Regions from separate parts of the Homo sapiens genome. Here region 2 is linked to region 1. Evidence: read pairs that join two places in POLR2A ChIA-PET (ENCODE). Cell type or tissue: B cell. All regions are shown on one strand.

Region 1 (2,500 bases):
ACACTTCCCTGACACCTATCACACTCTTTATTGGTGGCCCAAAAGTGAACACCAAGGGGCAATTCCAACAGCTCTTTCACCCCTGCTGGCACCACTCCGTGCCACCAGGACCATAGCGAGAGGCCAACCTTCAGGACAGAGCCTAAAGCCAGACGATCCGAGGCACGGCTGGAAGAACATGATGGGGGCAAAGGTGCAGGGAGGAGAGAGGGGGTGGTCTCCAGACACAGGGGAAGACCCGAAGTCAGGAGTAAAGGTACGGACAAGGGCTAGAGTCAATTGAACAGACTGCATGCAGGGAACAAACTTAAGTCAGAGAAAGGCAGCAGCTGAAACCAGGCAATTAATAGAGACCCAGGTGATGGCCACTGAGCAACCAGTGCAGGTCGGCATCACGATCAGAAGCATGGACTTTGATATCTTGGAGACCTGGGTCCGAGCCCTGGCTCTGACTCTTACTAGCTCTGTGTCCTTGGGCAAGTCACTTGACATCACTAAGTTTCTATATCTCCATCTGTAAAGTGAGGATAAGTAACAGTACCTACCTCATATGATGATCATTGGGGCCACAGGAGACAATGCTTACAAAATGCTTACTAACAGTGCCAGGCACTACATTTTCATGGGTATCATTATTATTATATTGAGGCAACTTAGTTGGTATATTAGTTTTCTGTGGCTGCTATGACAAATTACCATTTAAAACAACTTAAATTTGTTATCTTAGAGTTCTGTGGCTCAGAAGTCTGAAATAGGTCTCACTGGGTCAAAGTCAAGGTTTTGTCAGGGCTGCATTCCTTTCTGGAAGCTATAGAGGAGGATCTGTCTCCTTGTCCTTTCCAGACTCTAGAGGCCACCTGCACTCCTTAGCACTAGGCCGTCTTCTGCCATCTTCAAGCCTAGCAATATTGGGCAGAAAGCTTAGCTGAACTGAGTCCTCCCACTGATGCCGTCTCTCTGGTCTGTTTTCTGACGCCCTCTTCCACTTTTAAGGACCTTTTTGATTATATTGGGCTCACCAAGGTGATCCAGGATTTTCTCCATATCTTGAAGTCAGCTGATTAGCAACCTTGATTCCATCTGTAATCTTAATTCTCCTTTGCCATGTAACCTAGCATACATACAGATTCAGGGGCATTATTCTGCCTCCCAAGAGGGACCCAAGCATCAGGCACAGTCAGCTTGCCATGAATTTCCTTCCCATACTGGGCCAGTGAAGGAAAGAGAGGACAGAAATTAGGGCACACTCAAGTGAGTCCATCATGTTTACACACAAACTGGGTAGCCTTGTTCTGATATAGACATTATTGAGTCTCTAGATGTGCACTGCCTTAAAAGAAGTTACCCAAAAATGATTTTTCCATTTATATTATAAAGAAAATGATTTTTAAAAATCTTTAGTTGAACATAAATATCTTTGTAGACCAGGAACAGCAGATGCCATACATGGGCCTCCGTGCCCCTATTCCATTTTCGTGGCAAACATCACTACCAATCATAGCATTCTTTCTGTCCTTTTCAACACAGCACCCAGGCACTCAATACTGGCCAACTGGGGCCAGTATTTATTACAGGTGCGCTGACTCATGTCTGTAATCCCAGCACTTTGGGAGGCCAAGACAGGAGGATCACCTGACGTCAGGAGTTCAAGACTAGCCTGGCCAACATGGCAAAACCCCATTTCTACTAAAAATACAAAAATTAGCTGGGTGTGGTGGTGGGCGCCTGTGGTCCCAGCCACTTGGGAGGCTGAGGCAGGAGAATTGCTTGAACCCAGGAGACAGAGGTTGCAGTGAGCTGAGATTGCACGACGGCACTCCAGCCTGGGCAACAGAGCGAGACTCCATCTCAAAAAAAGAAAAAGAAAACTAGGCCGGGCACGGTGGCTCACGCCTGTAATCCCAGCACTTTGGGAGGCCGAGGGGGGTGGATCATGAGGTCAGGAGTTTGAGACCAGCCTGGCCAACATGGTAAAACCCCGTCTCTACTAAAAACAAACAACAACAACAACAAAATTAGCCAGGCGTGGTGGCGTGCACCAGTAATCTCAGCTAAAGAGAGGATAGGCAGGAAAACTGCTTGAACCCGGGAGGCAGAGGTTGCAGTGAGCCAAGATTGTGCCACTGCACTCTAGTCTGGGTGACAGAGCAAGACTCCGTCTCAGAAAAAATAAATAAATAAATAAAATAATACAAAAATTAAAAAAAATTATAAAAGAAAAAAATACTGGCCAACTGGCCTTGGCATGTGAAATTATTTTTAAAATGCTCTTTTCCATACCTAATTAGGCACTAAGTCCTGGTAGTAGCACATATTATCTTTGTAATAACACTTTTTTAAAAGGTACCTGGTTACCTGGAGTTAATGAGTGATAAAACCCTCTCAGGCTCTAAATATGACAACCCCACATGTACACATAACCCGGGCATACAGTGAACTACACAGAAAACTCTGTTAAGTGAAGGGAGTCTGTTTCTAGACAAAGAGCATTTTGGGAGGG
Region 2 (2,500 bases), 730 kb after region 1:
GTGAGTCGAGATCGAGCCACTGCACTCCAGCCTGAGTGACAGAGCGAGACTCTATCTCCAAAGAAAGCACATGACCAAGGGCTGAAGACTGGGTTTCCTCTGGGCTTGGCAGGAGTTCTGGGGGAATCAGGCCTAAAGGCTGAGGTGCCCAGGAAGGGCTACAAAAGGAGCTTTGAGCTGAATCCTGAAGAGCAGGGGGGTTTGGAAAGGCAGAGAGAGAGGGGAGGGGTCCTGACAGCCTCAGGAATGCCTGGGCACCAAGGGGGACAGGAGATGGGAAAGTATACAGGGGCGAGAGAGGAGCAGAGAAGACACTAGACACGGAAATATAACAGGCACATGTACACCAAGTACATACGCTGTCCCCATTACACCGATTCATCTTCATTCCAACCCGGAAAAGTGGGTATTAGGATTGTATGATATCCACTCTGAAGCAAGGAAACGGAGCTAAGGAGAGGCTGACCGAGCGGCTGCAGTCGTGTGGCTGGTGAGTTGGGTGCATGTGGAGCAGTGAGGCTCCAGTTAGGAGGTGCAGTGAGACAAGGGCCCAGAGCTCGCAGCACTGGGAACCAAACAAAGGGATGACAGGTGTGTTCTTGAAGACCTAGGTGTTTTTTTTTTTTTTTTTTTGAGACAGAGTTTCGCTCTGTCACCCAGGCTGGAGAGCAGTGGCACAATCTTGGCTCACTGCAAGCTCTGCCTCCTGGGTCCACGCCATTCTCCTGCCTCAGCCTCCCGAGTAGCTGGGACTACAGGCGCCCGCGACCACGCCCAGCTAATTTTTTGTGTTTTCAGTAGAGATGGGTTTTAACCGTGTTAGCCAGAATGGTCTTGATCTCCTGACCTCCTGATCTGCGCGCCTTGGCCTCCCAAAGTGCTAGGATTACAGGCGTGAGCCACCACGCCTGGCGAAGACCTAAGTGTTTCTTAGCTAATGGCTGGATATGTGGAGAGGGGCCAGGAAAGACTAAAGAGAGCTCCGAGATGCCACACCGGAGGGACTCCCGGGCAATGTGAGACATTGGGATTGGGAAGTTGGGAGGGTTTCAGCCTCTGGCTCTTTCTGCCTCTAAATCATCTTCAGGGCCTTAGCCAAGTTTGCATTAAAAAAAAAAAAAAAAGAGGAAGGAAGAAAAGGAGAAAGGAAGAGGAGGGGGAGGAGGAGGAGAAAAACAGAAGAGACTAACAGCGTATCACACACAGTAAGGGGAAGTACCATTTCCGATAGTTTCCTTTAAGTTAAATATGTATTGTATAAATGGCTCGGTTACAACATAAAAAGATTTCTTAATGTTTCTCAAAAAAAGTTTGAGAAACTCAAAAAGTTTGAGGAAGCTGCCGAGAGAAGAGTTTCTCTGGTCTGTTTTTAGCCACGCTTCCTCAGCAAGTGATCACCGAAGGAATAAGTGAACACGGTGAATGAATGGACAAGCGCGTTGGGCCCACCTTTGGCACCTTCCTCTTCCTCCATCTTGTTGCCGTCTGCCTCCTCCCTTATGATCAGCCGGCCATCGGCGCTCACCTTGAAGCCGTGGTCCTTCTTCCTGCCCCGGCCTGGCCCTGGCTGCGTGGCTGGGGTGTAGAGTTTGGCATGAGGAGGTGGAAGGCCAGTCCCATGCTACTCACCCTCATCATGACCAACAAGCCCGGCTCAGGGATCCCAAACGGGCGCCTCTCAGCCCTGTCCATGGGCCTGCCATGGATGCCACCCCCTACCCACCACCTGAGAACCTGGCACCATGGCAAGTCTGTTTTCTGAGTGCACTGGCCAGCCCTGTGCTTACCCAGGACTCGTTGGGCCACCTTGGGATCCAGGAAGTTGAGGGGCTCGTCCCCACCGCCCTCTTTCAGCCATGCCCGGCTCCTCTGTCGTGCCAGCTTCCGCTGCTCCTTGCCTCGGCTTCTTTCCTCCTCCTCATTGTCCTCCTCGTCCTCTGAGTCAGCTAAAATCTCCTCAATGCTAAGGACAAAAAGCCCCCAGTCAGAGTGCTCCCAGGAGAGGCGGGGGTCAGCGGGTATTGCCTGGGCAGGCCCTTGGGTTGGGGGGACACCGGGTCCCATGGCCCTAACATGGTCTCACCTGTCACCTTTGCCCTGGGCGGGCTCCTCCTCCTCCTCCTCCTCTTCTTCCTCCTCCACGGCAGCCTGGCTCAGGGCTCGGTGCCTCTTGGCCCGGGCCTCAGCTTTCCGGATGTTGACCAGGACTCTGTGGTACTCCTCGGGCAACAGCCTTTTCACCAGCTCAAATCTGGAGGTGGCAAGGAAGGGCTGGTGAGAGGCACTGGCCAGACAGCACGACCCAGATGTAGTGTCCCTGGTAGGACTGGAAATCCTCGGCCCCTCGCTTGCCCTACCCCCGCCCCTGCTCAGTGCACAGACCCAAACTTGCGGATGAACTTGGTGAACAGGTTCCGAAGCTTCATGCGGAAGTGCCGCCGCATGTCATCTGAAAGCTTCCCAATGGCTTCCATCTGCCGGACAGAGCACCAGGCTTTCA

What was found. Peaks named below come from ENCODE experiments on the same cell type or tissue, not always from the same donor. Only the 100,000 strongest peaks of a DNase experiment are listed, where the experiment ranks them.
Region 2: POLR2A ChIA-PET joins it to region 1 with 9 read pairs; 2 of 35 experiments call an interaction of 5 or more read pairs at or near these places.

Annotation. Positions count from the first base shown.
Region 1 is chr10:96,634,055-96,636,554 of GRCh38, forward strand. The region is part of intron 8 of PIK3AP1 (phosphoinositide-3-kinase adaptor protein 1); the gene reads right to left. Among named protein-coding and RNA genes, the nearest start is that of TM9SF3, 48 kb to the left of the region's middle. In B cell, no CTCF peak of the experiment used is centred here; no DNase peak of the experiment used is centred here; H3K27ac peaks cover 162 bases.
Region 2 is chr10:97,364,659-97,367,158 of GRCh38, forward strand. RRP12 (ribosomal RNA processing 12 homolog) reads right to left here. Exons shown (of 34, transcript NM_015179.4): 26 at 2,383-2,474; 27 at 2,084-2,251; 28 at 1,788-1,963; 29 at 1,450-1,575. Among named protein-coding and RNA genes, the nearest start is that of FRAT2, 31 kb to the left of the region's middle. In B cell, no CTCF peak of the experiment used is centred here; DNase peaks (open chromatin) are centred at 443, 1,193 and 2,196; H3K4me3 peaks cover 1,529 bases; H3K27ac peaks cover 1,949 bases.